Regions from separate parts of the Homo sapiens genome. Here region 1 is linked to region 2. Evidence: read pairs that join two places in POLR2A ChIA-PET (ENCODE). Cell type or tissue: MCF 10A. All regions are shown on one strand. Each heading gives the region's core, and the rest is flanking DNA. Links, peaks and the distances in the headings are about the cores only.

Region 1 (6,468 bases), core at 1,459-5,458, 66 kb before region 2:
AGTATGACAAGGAAATACAGAAAACAAATTGGTTCATTGTTTTCTAGAAGGAATATAAATACTACGCATTTAATACACATATTTGTATAATCATTTACTATATTCTAGGAGCAGTCCTATTTGCTGGTGATGGGAAGATACTTAGCCAGTTTGTCTTAAAGGGTCTCATAGTTGATGGGGCAAGGTAGTAAACCAACAGTAAGGTGGGTGTATTATTGGAGCAAAAATATAGCCCCTTACTTCAATCATTTAATTAATATAACCAGCATAAATTAATTTTGTAAAAAATACTATACATCTTTAGGAAAAATTACAAGAAAAGACAGATTGTGTTAGGTGAGGCTATGTGTCTTTGAAGAAGAGATTTTAAATAAGTATTGATTCAATTTAATATTCTCTCACAAAGGGTTTTAGAAATAAAAACAGTAATCATAAGTAGATCTTTTTTGATTGTTTATCTGTTTTTAAATGACACAGCTGATACAACCTGAACCATTTCATAATCACTATGTATGAATAACTTCTAGAGCATGTTATTATGCAATAGGCTATTTTACAAAGAAAAGTCAGACCTTTTGCAGAACTTCAAGGCTTCTTCTTCTGTGTCTAATTTAAATTATATCAAATTATATCATCCTGGCCATGATAATTGCCATTGTCTTATTTTAGGCACTAATAACTTCTCCCCTTGTTTACTCCAACTGCCTCTTTTCTGATCCATCTAATTTTGTTCCTGTTCCCAGCCAGTTTATTCTCCATATTGCTATCAAAGAAATAATTCTAAAATGCAAATTATATTATGTTCCCTCCTTAAATCCATTCCTCTGTACTCCAGGAATATCCTGTGAAGCTCATGATTTACTCCTAAGCAAAATAGTGCACTATGACATGGACAAAAATTAAGAGTAATTTTTTTAATGGACTAAAGGAACAGTGTGATTAGATCTTTCCAATGTCAAATATAATAACTGAGTCATTCTGGGAAATTTCCCCTTTGATCTGGGTGTACTTATTTCCTAGTATGAACTATCCAAGACAACAATCATAAGTATTCAAGTACGTTTCTAATAATACTTGTTGAATGAGGTTATAAGAAGTTATTACATGTAAAGAAGAAAGGGAGAAAGAGAGAAAGAGGGGAAGAAGGAAAGCAAAAGAGAAAGAAAATAAGGTAAAATAGTAGGAAAGGAAAAGCCTTTCATTTTATTCCATTTGCCTATTTAAATGTAGAAAATGTCAGGTGATATTTAAGGAGATGATAATAGTATATTAATTACTAATTGATGTTTTGTGTGTATGAAGAAGGGTCTAAACAGAAAATGTCTATGTATTCATTAACTTCCAAATTATGTAATTTAAAATCTCTTTGTCAGCTTACAAACAGCCAAAAGAAAAATACTCAGCTATCTTAGAGGAACTTCTGTAATGGCCAACTATTGAAATAGTGGGTCTTGCAAAGAAAATAAGTTTTTTTTTCATGAAAGAAGACATAAATAAATATTCATTATCTATCAAGGACCTTTGAAATGCTAAGTAAGAAGCCTATTATATGACTTTCTTCACAGAATTGGGAAAAACTACTTTAAAGTTCATATGGAACCATAAAAGAGCCCACATTGCCAGGACAATCATAAGCCAAAAGAACAAAGCTGGGGACATCATGCTACCTGACTGCAAACTATACTACAAGGCTAGAGTAACCAAAACAGCATGGTACTGGTACCAAAACAGAGATATAGACCAAAGGAACAGAACAGAGCCCTCAGAAATAATACTACACATCTACAACCATCTGATCTTTGACAAACCTGAGAATAACAAGAAATGGGGAAACGATTCCCTATTTAATAAATGGTGCTGGGAAAACTGGCTAGCCATATGTAGAAAGCTGAAACTGGATCCCTTCCTTACACCTTATACAAAAATTAATTTAAGATGGATTAAAGACTTAAATGTTAGACCTAAAACCATAAAAACCCTAGAAGAAAACCTAGGCAATACCATTTAGGACATAGGCATGGACAAGGACTTCATATCTAAAACACCAAAAGCAATGGTGACAAAAGCCAAAAATTGACAAATGGGATCTAATTAAACAAAAGAGCTTCTGCACAGTAAAAGAAACTACCATCAGAATGAACAGGCAACCTACAGAATGGGAGAAAATTTTTGCAATCTACTCATCTGACAAAGGGCTGATATCCAGAATCTACAAAGAACTCAAACAAATTTGCAAGAAAAAAACAAACAACCCCATCAAAAAGTGGGCAAAGAATATGAACAGACACTTCTCAAAAGAAGACGTTTATGCAGCCAACAGACACGTGAAAAAATGCTCATCATCACTGGCCATCAGAGAAATGCAAATCAAAACCACAATGAGATACCGTCTCATACCAGTTAGAATGGCGAACATTAAAAACTCAGGAAACAACAGGTGCTAGAGAAGATGTGGAGAAATAGGAACGCTTTTACACTGTTGGTGGGACTGTAAACTGGTTCAACCATGGTGGAAGACAGTGTGCAGCGATTCCTCAAAGATCTAGAACTAGAAATATCATTTGACCCAGCCATCCCGTTACTGGGTATATACCCAAAGGATTATAGATCATGCTGCTATAAAGACACATGCACACGTATGTTTATTGCGGCACTATTCACAATAGCAAAGACTTGGAACCAACCCAAATGTACATTAATGATAGACCGGATTAAGAAAATGTGGCACATATACACCATGGAATACTATGCAGCCATAAAAAAATGATGAGTTCATGTCCTTTGTAGGGACATGGATGAAGCTGGAAACCATCATTCTCAGCAACCTATCGCAAGGACAGAAAACCAAACACTGCATGTTCTCACTCATAGGTGGAAATTGAACAATGAGAACACTTGGACACAGGAAGGGGAACATCACACACCGGGGCTGTCATGGGGTAGGAGGAGGGGGGAGGGATAGCATTAGGAGAATGATGAGTTAATGGGTGCAGCACACCAACATGGCACATGTATACATATGTAACAAACCTGCACGCTGTGCACATGTACCCTAAAACTTAAAGTGTAATAAAAAAAGAAATACTATTGCTATTATCATTATTATTGTTATTCCCATTTTACAACTAAAAAGGAGAGATTAAATAGAAGGCATTTAAACTCAGAGAGATTAAATGGCGAGCATAACTTACAGTGAATGACAGATACAGGTCAGATGTTGCCGTCCTTCATAGAAAAGACTCATGGCCATTGAATGCAACATCAGCAGCATAGGAAGGCCTTCGTGGAGGACCCTTAGTTTGCATGTAGTCAGCCTCGGAACAGACCCTGCAATAGTAACTTTAATTTTATTCATTGTAACTTTCAATTCTATTTCTAACTAGGTAAGTCTTATTATGAAAGAGATGGTTCAGGCAACCCAGGAACTACCTGGCCAAGATAACTTAATATCACTTCAAATCCAGGAACAGGGAGAAAATAAGACATTCATAATCTAAAACTAAGTTACAACTTAGCCAAATATGCAAATATGTTTCTTGGCCATATTGTTCTGCTATGCATACTTAAGGAATCTTTTGAATTCCCATTATTATATGTTGAAATGATAACACTTGAAACTGTTAAAAATAACACCTTGAATAGATTTATGAATAGTCTATTTAGAAAATTAATTTATTCTTGTTATATTAATTAAGTAATTGGAAACAACTTGGGTTCTTACTACATATCAGGTATTGCTTATGCAGTGATGTCCAGGACAAATAGAGCCCCTTATTCCCTCAAGCTCACAACATATCAAGTAAGGTAGATAGTGAGCAAACTTATTTTTAAGTTATAGTTATATTAAGTACTAAAAAGAGAAATATGTAGATTACGAATGGGGATAAATTAGGGATTTAAGATAGCCAGAATACTAAAGTGTGTTTTCTCTAGAAAAAAATACACTTTCAACATAGACCGTAAGCATGGGTAGAAGCTGGCTTGTCAATAAATATGAAAAAGTCTTTCCAGGCAGCATGAATAGCATGTACTAAGGCTACAAACTGGGAAGCATTTTGGTATCTCTTGATACATCTGGGAAAAAATAAATAAATGAATAATCATGCCAATGGATAATAGAGGCTTTTAGGAGAATTGTGTGGAAAGGGTGGATATGCCTAGAAACGTGGGAACTGAGCTTATGTTGAGTCTTAGCCAACTAAGGATTTAAAAATTTATGTTAAGTCTAAGTAGTGATGAAACACTTTCATAAATTATTTTGATTAATGGATATGCAGTTACCCTTTATTTGTGTTCCAAAAATACATCCAACTTACTGTTGGTTTACTACCTTGCCCCATCAATTATGAGATCATTTAAGACAAATTGGCTAGATACTTTCCCATCACCAGCAAATAGGACTCATCCTAGAATAAAGTAAATGATTATACAAAAATATGTATTAAATGAATAGTATTTATATTCCCTCTAGAAAACAAAGAACCATTTTGTTTTCTTAATTTTCTTGTCATATTTGTATAAGGATGAAACTTTGGAAAATAACATTTAACCATGTAAATATGTTAAATAAACAGAACAATATTCAACATGTAAAAAGCAGCAGTACAATCTCCATCCACATTTTTAAGAATCTTAGTATTTCGACACATTTTTTAAGAATATGGACAGAAAATGTAACATATGGTGCCTTAGTTTATTACCCCTTCCATCATTGGTTATGTGAATCCCTACCTAACACTAATTATTCTGTATCATCCCATGCATGCACATATACTGTATACTATATATCTATATATTTATAACAATATATTGTATTGCTTTGGATGTTATCATGGTGTATGAGCCATTGGTAACTTTTTTTTCATTCATTCTTCTACTTCCAATAAAATAGTGTTTTCATCTTCCCTATCCTTGTCAACACTTACTATTACCAAATGTTTTGATTATTTTTTAAAGCAATGAGACTATCATTTTAACTTTATTTAAGAAGTCTTATTGTGCAGAAATCTTTTTTTAATTAAAGATAGTAATTGGTAGACATTTCTTTTGTAATTTGTATTTTTGTGTCCGTACTCTGCCATGGTAAAAGCATTCTTTTTTCTTTCCTCTAAAGGTTAAAAGTTTTTCTTGTCACATTTAGGAATTTAATCCATTTGGAAATTTTAAATCTATCCTAAAAAATCTGAATGTAGTATTTTCCCAATAACCTCAACTTTAGTAAACAATTATTTTTCACAAATTGTAGGAATCTTCAGACACATCAATTACCTATTTTTATGTGGGTCTCTTGTAAAAGTATTCAAGCTATTTCATTGGTTTTTATGCCTAACACTGTTTCCATTGTTATGGCTTTATTATAAGTTCAAACGGTGGCTTGCCAGTTATTTACTATTGTACATAGAAAGTAGCAAGTATCTTAGATTAGACCAGGGGTCCCAATCCCTGGGCCACAGACCAGTAACAGTCTATGGCCTATTAGGAACCAGGCCGCACAGCAGGAGGTGAGCGGTGGGCAAGCAAGCAAAGCTTCATCTGTATTTACAGCTGCTTCCCATAACTTGCGTTACTGCCTGAGCTCTGCCTCCTTTCAGATCAGCAGTGTCATTAGATTCTTATAAGAGCTCAAACTCTATTATGAACTGAGCATGCGAGAGATCTAGGTTGTGTGCTCCTTATGAGAATCTAATGCCTAATGATCTATCACTGTCTCCTATCGCCCCCAGGTGGGACCGCCTAGTTGCAGGAAAGCAAGCTCAGGGCTCGCGTTGATTCTACATTATGGTGAGTTGTACAATTACTTCATTATAATTACAATGTAATAATAGAAATAAAGTGTACAATAAATGTGATGCACTTGTATCATCTCTGGTACATGAAAAAATCATCTTCAGCCGGGTGTGGTGGCTCACACCTGCAATCCCAGTATTTTGGGAGACTGAGGCAGGCTGATCACCTGAGGTCAGGAGTTTGACACCAGCCTGGTCAATATGGTGAAACCTTGTCTCTACTAAAATACAAAAATTAGTCGGGCATGGTGGCGCATACCTGTAATCCCAGCTACTCAGGAGACTGAGGCAGGAGAATCACTTGAACCCGGGAGACGGAGGTTGCGGTGAGCCGAGATAGCACCACTGCAGTCCAGCCTTGGCAACAGAGCGAGACTCCACCTCAAAAAAAAAAAAAAAAAAAAAAAAAAGTCTTCCATGAAACCAGTCCCTGGTGCCAAAAATGTTGGGGCCACTGCCTTAGAAAGATATGTGTCAGGCTACCTATGAGCCAACCAAAGGCATTCATAATTTTTGTAACGTTCTTCTCAATATCTAGCATTTCCTTTTGCTTTTTTATTTTACATTGTCCATTTCTTCTGGCATGTCATCCACTTTTTCCATTAGAGCCATTGGCATATTGATTGTAGATTTTTAAAACTCCTAGTCTGATAATTCCAAAATCTTTTTCATATCTTGGTCT
Region 2 (6,468 bases), core at 879-4,878:
ATGAAAGGAGGTATGCTAGAAATTTTATTTGTTCAATATTATTACTGTATTTATCTTCCTATTAGGAGAAAACATGTAATGTACTATACATCTGCCAAAAATGTTTATAATCTTTAAAAATTTTCTCCAGGTATGATTATCAGTAGATAGTATTATTTCATTCCTAGCAATACCTAAGAATGAAAATTTTCTGGTAAAATGAGAATAAGAATTGATTGCTATATAAACAGGCCATGTTTTGTAAACATTAAAACCACTCAAATACTAGTCATAGTGATTATTAGCAGAGTCAGTTCATAAAGAGTAAATGTATGATATATGCAGCTTTACTCTTAGAATCTATATACTGGCACTGCTGGTGCAATTCATTTCCTGAGATCATTTTAAAACTGCATTAGCAGAAAATCTCACCAAACTGTTTTCTACATCATTTGAAGTGTAGTTTCCATAATTCTTCAGGAATGGAGAAAAGACTAACCTCTAAAGATGAAGTAATTTGATTCTGTCTCTTGACAGATATTCTTTAAAAATTAGGCTACTTTCAGCCATTCTATTGTGAGACTTCTATAAGAAATAATCAGATAGTGCTTTGGTTCCCAAGAAAATTTTTTTATATATTAGAAATTATGTGTTTCTGATATATAACATATATATATATATACACACACACACATACATGTATATTTCTGATATATATGTTTATATATGTATCACATACCAGGATATATGCCTTTGTGCTGGAGAGCATGTACTTGTATATATGTGTAAGGGTCTAGAAAATGCAATACTTTACAAAAGTTTTCAACAAACTGGGACATGTAATTATGTAATATAAGTAAAATGGCAAGCACAATAATTTTCTTGATTAATAACAAGCAATATCCTGATATGTTTTTCAGAGCATCATCTTGTTAGTTCAATTCTACGTGACATGTTTGTTTGTTTTTTTTTCTCACATTCCTCTTCCTCACCCAGACACTGACCTCATCCTTTGAGTAGCCACTGATACTGCTTTTTCTGGGAATGAGCCAGCATCCTGCTTTTATCTCTTCACCAAATACCTTGTGATTTTTTGTGCCACTACAACATATTACCTGAGCCTGGGTAATTTATAATAAGTGGACATTGTATTTCTCACAGTTCTGGAAACTGAGCAGCCCAATGTCAAGATGTTGGCATCTGGTAAGGGCCTTATTGCTGCATCATCCTATGGCAGAAGGGCAAAAGAGCATGGGGTGTGGCGTGGGGTAAAGAAAGAGAGCAGAAATTATTACATTTTTAAAATCAGAAATTCACTCCCAAGACAACTAACCCATTCCTGTAATAACAGCTTTAATTATGAGTGGAGAGTTCTTGTGACCTAATCACCTTTTAAAGGTACCACCTCTCAATTCTATTGCATTGGGGATTAAGTTTCCAACACATGAACTTTGGGGGACACATTCAAACCATAGCACAAGTATACTCGTCATACTGAGACCCCCAAGCACTGGCCTATATAATAAGATATCCATTAGGCTTCCAGCATTAATAGTCTTTTCTCCCATGTTTTCTTTTCCACTGAAAAACTTAAGGTAACTTTGTCTAAGGCCTGGATTATTGTTACATATAGACAGTCTCAATATTGAGAAGACAGTTTATAATTGACACAGCTTACTGAATTAAGCACTACTGGCTCCAAATAAGTATACATACTTACTTATGTAGACCAAAATATATCATGTATTTACATCTATTTTCTTAGATGTTCGTGGACCAAACACAATGTGAGATGACGAATGGAGACCTCGATGCACTAGCAGGCTGTTGATCTTATTTTAGAGTTTATTTCTTAGAGATAAGAGGGAGAATTCATATTAGGTGATCTTGCATTCTCAAAACTCAGAGCGTCAGTTTTCCTTTTCTCAAGTACTTTACAAGTCTACTGTCCTTTCTTTTCACACACCTTAAAAGTACTTCGGATAATATCTAAGACTACATGGTACATCTGTTTAATGAGTCACCACAATCTGTCATTGCCGGAATATTGTGATTTTCAAAAATATTCTGTGAGTGATTAACTAACCACATAGATATGTTTATAGATATCCACCACTAAAATGCAACTGTTTTGTTTTTTCACAATTACTAGGTCAAAATGCAAAAATTTGACTTTCTAAAACTGAACATTCTTATTTATACTTTCTTTCAATTTCTTCTTAGAGGAAATATGTTAAAGACAAAGCAGTAGAAAGTAAAAAGTGCTGTATGGTGTACAGAACGTTTATGTTGTGAACAGTTGTTTAACCTAGTTAGAAATTAACAGCAGACAAAATCCAGTATACACAATGTGACTCAGAACCAAATTGTCACATAACCAAGACAAAGGCATAACGGTACAACTTGGTGACTGATTCTAGCTTAGTTTACATAGTGACACACACACTACACAAGTAGGCACATGTCCTGGTCAGGACAAAGGCCAAGGCAATCTTCAAATCTAGGTTATTACAGTAAAACAAAAAGAGAGAGAGAGACAGGGAAAAAGAAACAGAAAGAGAGGAGAGGAGAAGTGGGGAGGAGAGGGGAGGGGAAAGAACTGAAAGAGGAGGGGAAGGAAGGCAGGAGAGAGGGGAGAATTGAAGGGAAGGAGAGGTGTGTGAATGGGAGGGGAGGAGAGTGAAGTGGCCAGAGAGTTGCTACATATCTCCAATAAAGAATAAATATGGGCCAGGCACTGTGGCTCATGCTTGTAATCCCAGCACTTTGGGAGGCTAAGGTGGGAAAATCAATTGAGGTCAGGAGTTTGAAACCAGCCCAGCCAATGTGACAAAACCCCATCTCTACTAAAAATACAAATATTAGCTGGGCATGGTGGTGGGCACCTGTAATCCCAGCTACTCAGGAAGCTGAGATGCTAGAATTGCTTGAACCTCGGGCTGGGGGAGAGGTTGCAGTGAGCCGAGATTGTACCCCTGTACTCCAGCCTGGGTGACAGAGTGAGACTCTGTCTCAAAAAAAAAAAAAAAAAAAAAAAAAAGAATAAATATGGACAGGGCTCTTTCACTCCAGAAGAACCAGACATGTATCTATTTGCAGAATGTCCTAGAATTTAAAAGAGCACTATGGCTATCTGGGTCAGTTATAGGAGAATTTGGAAACCTATGGACTTTCCTTGGGGACAAAAAAAAAAAAAAAAAAAAGCCCTCAGATTGCTGCCTGTCTGCAAAGTGGACTTAATCCACAATGAAATAAGTATGAAAATGAGGGTGACCATTGAACAAGGTCTGTACACTAAAGCCCATGGACCAGCTTCCTATTTTGATAAAGTTTTCTTGGAACATAGCCATACTCATTCACTTATGTATTGCCTAGGGCTACTTTTGAACTCCAGTGGCAGAGACTGGATGGCTTGCAAAGCCTAAAATATTTACTACCCAGTACTTTACAGAAAAAGTTTGCAAATCCACCACCTCATTCCCTATTGGGAAATGTTTATAGCAATTTGACTTGGCCATAACATCTAAGTATATGATCATGTGTCTAGTAATTTTCTTCTTGTATTTTACAAATTTATTGGTCCACAATTGATTGTCAGAGGGAAAAGGAAAAGAAAAGACTTTTCAACAAAGATATTTTAAGCAGTGCTGTTCTGCATTATATATATTTCAGGGCAGGGCAAATCTGTTCATAAAATTCATTTTATTTTAAGCGCACTGTTCTGATGCTTATTGCCTGACATTAAATTAGATTCAAGGGATGAGTCAAACTTGTCCTCTGACTGGACTTGAACTTTTTCAACACTTCTTTTGCAATAACAGTTTGTTGTTATTGATTGCTATTGTGAAAGCAGGTTTTTTTGATACCAATATAATACTGTTGTACAGTAAATTTTCCTAGGTACATATTGTGTTTCAGTAAGACTCTAGCTCTTAAAGGGTGTCATTGCAATACAAGTTTATAAAATTTGCATATAAATTATGTTTTTTAAGAATTAAAAATTTCCAAACCTGAATGAGATTTCCAAACCTGAATGAGGTCAGCATGGATCTGATGGAAATTCATTTAACCTTACAAGAACTTAGTGAATTTTTCTTTTTTTTTTTTTTTTTTTTGAGACAGAGTCTTGTTATGTCACCCAGGCTGGAGTGCAGTGGTGGGATCTCAGCTCATTGCATTCTCCGCCTCCTGTGTTCAAGTGATTCTGGGGCCTCAGCCTCCCGAATAGATGGGACTACAGATATGTGCCATCACGCCCAGCTAATTTTTGTATTTTTAGTAGAGATAGAGTTTCACCATGTTTGCTAGGCTGGTCTCAAACTCCTGACCTCCAGTGATCTGCCTGCCTCAGTCTCCCAAAGTGCTGGGAGTGCTGGGATTACAAATGTGAGCCACTGTACCCAGCCGTATTTTGCTTTTTCTTATTATTAACAGTTTGATTTATCTGCAAACCTGCTTGTTTATAAAACAAAATCTGGATCATTTTTAGGAGAAAGTTAATGGCTTTCTCTAACTTTAAAACTTTAAGTAGCAATAGAAAATTATGAAATAGCATAAAACATTCTGGGTTACTTGATTGTGTGTTAACAGAGAAAATAGCTTGAAATGGCCAGGCAAGGTAGCTGACACCTGTAATCCCAGCACTTTGGGAGTCTGAGGCAGGTGGATCATGAGGTCAGTAGTTCGAGACCATCCTGGCCAACATGGTGAAACCCCGTCTATACTAAAAATATAAAAATTAGCCAGGCATGGTGGTGCATGCCTGTAATCCCAGCTACTTGGAAGGCTGAGGCAGGAGAATCACTTAAACCCGGGAGGCAGAGGTTACAGTGAGCCGAGGTCGCGCCATACTGCACTCCGGCCCGGGTGACAGAGTGAGACTCTGTCTCAAAAAAAAAAAAAAAAAAAAAAGGAAAATAGTTTGAAAATGTATTTTATGATAAAACTGCATAGAATCACACATATGAACACACAAACACACAAGGTGCATGTAAAACATGAAATCTGTGTAAGCTCTGTAGATTGTATCAATGCTGATTTCCTAGTTTTGTACTACAGTTATGCAGGATGTTAATCATTGGGGGAAAATTAGTTAATAGTACACGAGATCTCCTTGTACCTTTTTTTAAATATTTCCTATGAAGCTATCATTATTTTACAATAAAAAGCTAAAAATGTGCTAAATTTATTAAATTAAACTGTACTGTTTTAAGAAAGTTTAGTTATGAGCAGTTTATTACCAAAGAAAATAATTAGGTAATCTTTGAGAAAGAAAGCTAGTCAATAGCTTGCTTTCTTTAGGAATCTTAGTAATCTTGATAATCTTGCATTAGAATCATCGCTCGGCAATTTAACAAGATTTAAGGCTGACCAGAAGACAACGACTTTCTAACCTGTACTTGAAGTTTTTGTAATGAGACTGAGACTCATCTGTCATGGGTTCTTAAACTTGATTTGGAGAGTGGGCCAGGCTACTGGTTTGGCTCCTATATTCCTCTGAAAGGGATGAAACTGACTACCTAATTAATAGTCTACTTAAAGGATCACGAGCATCTCAGGTCCCTGATGAGAATTAGTTACTATTAACCTACTTGCAGATAATCAAGAATTAATATTATTTTAGATTCAATTATGATTTCAGAAAATATATCACCTAACAATATACATCCACTATATTAGTAAATTATTTTATTTATTGAGATAATTGCTCTTTTTGGTAAGATAATATAAAATAGTTAAAAGAAAATTATACTTAGAAAGAGCTGTAGTTTTAACTATGACTTTTGAAGTACAAGTTATGAAAACTAAGACCAAAACAGTTGGCCCCATGTAAGAAGTACAGAAAAGCTCTTCAGGACACCTTATTAATAATAATACAAAATCTTTAAAAGTCCACATAATCAGTTGAATAAGCTAATACCAAGAATTATACTAGATGAAACATATAGCTAACTTAAAATGATATTTAAATATAATCATAGCTCTACAAAGATAATAACCAGCTGACAATTATGTAGCCATTAAGAAATAGATCATGGACCTTCATACCAAGCATGAAAAAATAAATTTCCTAGAAATGGAGAAAATATTTAAGCCAAAAGTGCTGAAGATTACAAAAAAACAAAAACAAAACAAAACCAAAACGTGGTAGTTTTGGAGGTCTGTTTAAAGAAGTTCACGTAGAAGTAGGGCAATGTCAAACTAATTTAAGAGAAGTCACATACATTTAGAAATGAAGCCATCTCAATGACTATTTATATTCTCTAGAACATGAGAATTTTGCAATTTTATCTTCTGAATAGAGTTAAGGCATTGATTAAAATATCTAGAAATAAAAAATTTAAAACAGCGGAATTTCTGTGAACAGACTTGTGATTTCAGATTTACATCTTTGTAAAACAAACATTAGTAATTTAACATTCTAAAAACCTATGAAGGTGACAAAACATGTAATTTAGTTTTGAAGATGTTACCAATTTGTAACCTTAT

The links. Peaks named below come from ENCODE experiments on the same cell type or tissue, not always from the same donor. Only the 100,000 strongest peaks of a DNase experiment are listed, where the experiment ranks them.
Region 1: POLR2A ChIA-PET joins it to region 2 with 6 read pairs; 2 of 35 experiments call an interaction of 5 or more read pairs at or near these places.

Annotation. Positions count from the first base shown.
Region 1 is chr4:162,615,566-162,622,033 of GRCh38, forward strand. No RefSeq gene overlaps it. Among named protein-coding and RNA genes, the nearest start is that of FSTL5, 450 kb to the left of the region's middle. In MCF 10A, for the core only: no CTCF peak of the experiment used is centred there; no DNase peak of the experiment used is centred there.
Region 2 is chr4:162,681,838-162,688,305 of GRCh38, forward strand. No RefSeq gene overlaps it. Among named protein-coding and RNA genes, the nearest start is that of MIR4454, 410 kb to the right of the region's middle. In MCF 10A, for the core only: no CTCF peak of the experiment used is centred there; a DNase peak (open chromatin) is centred at 2,424.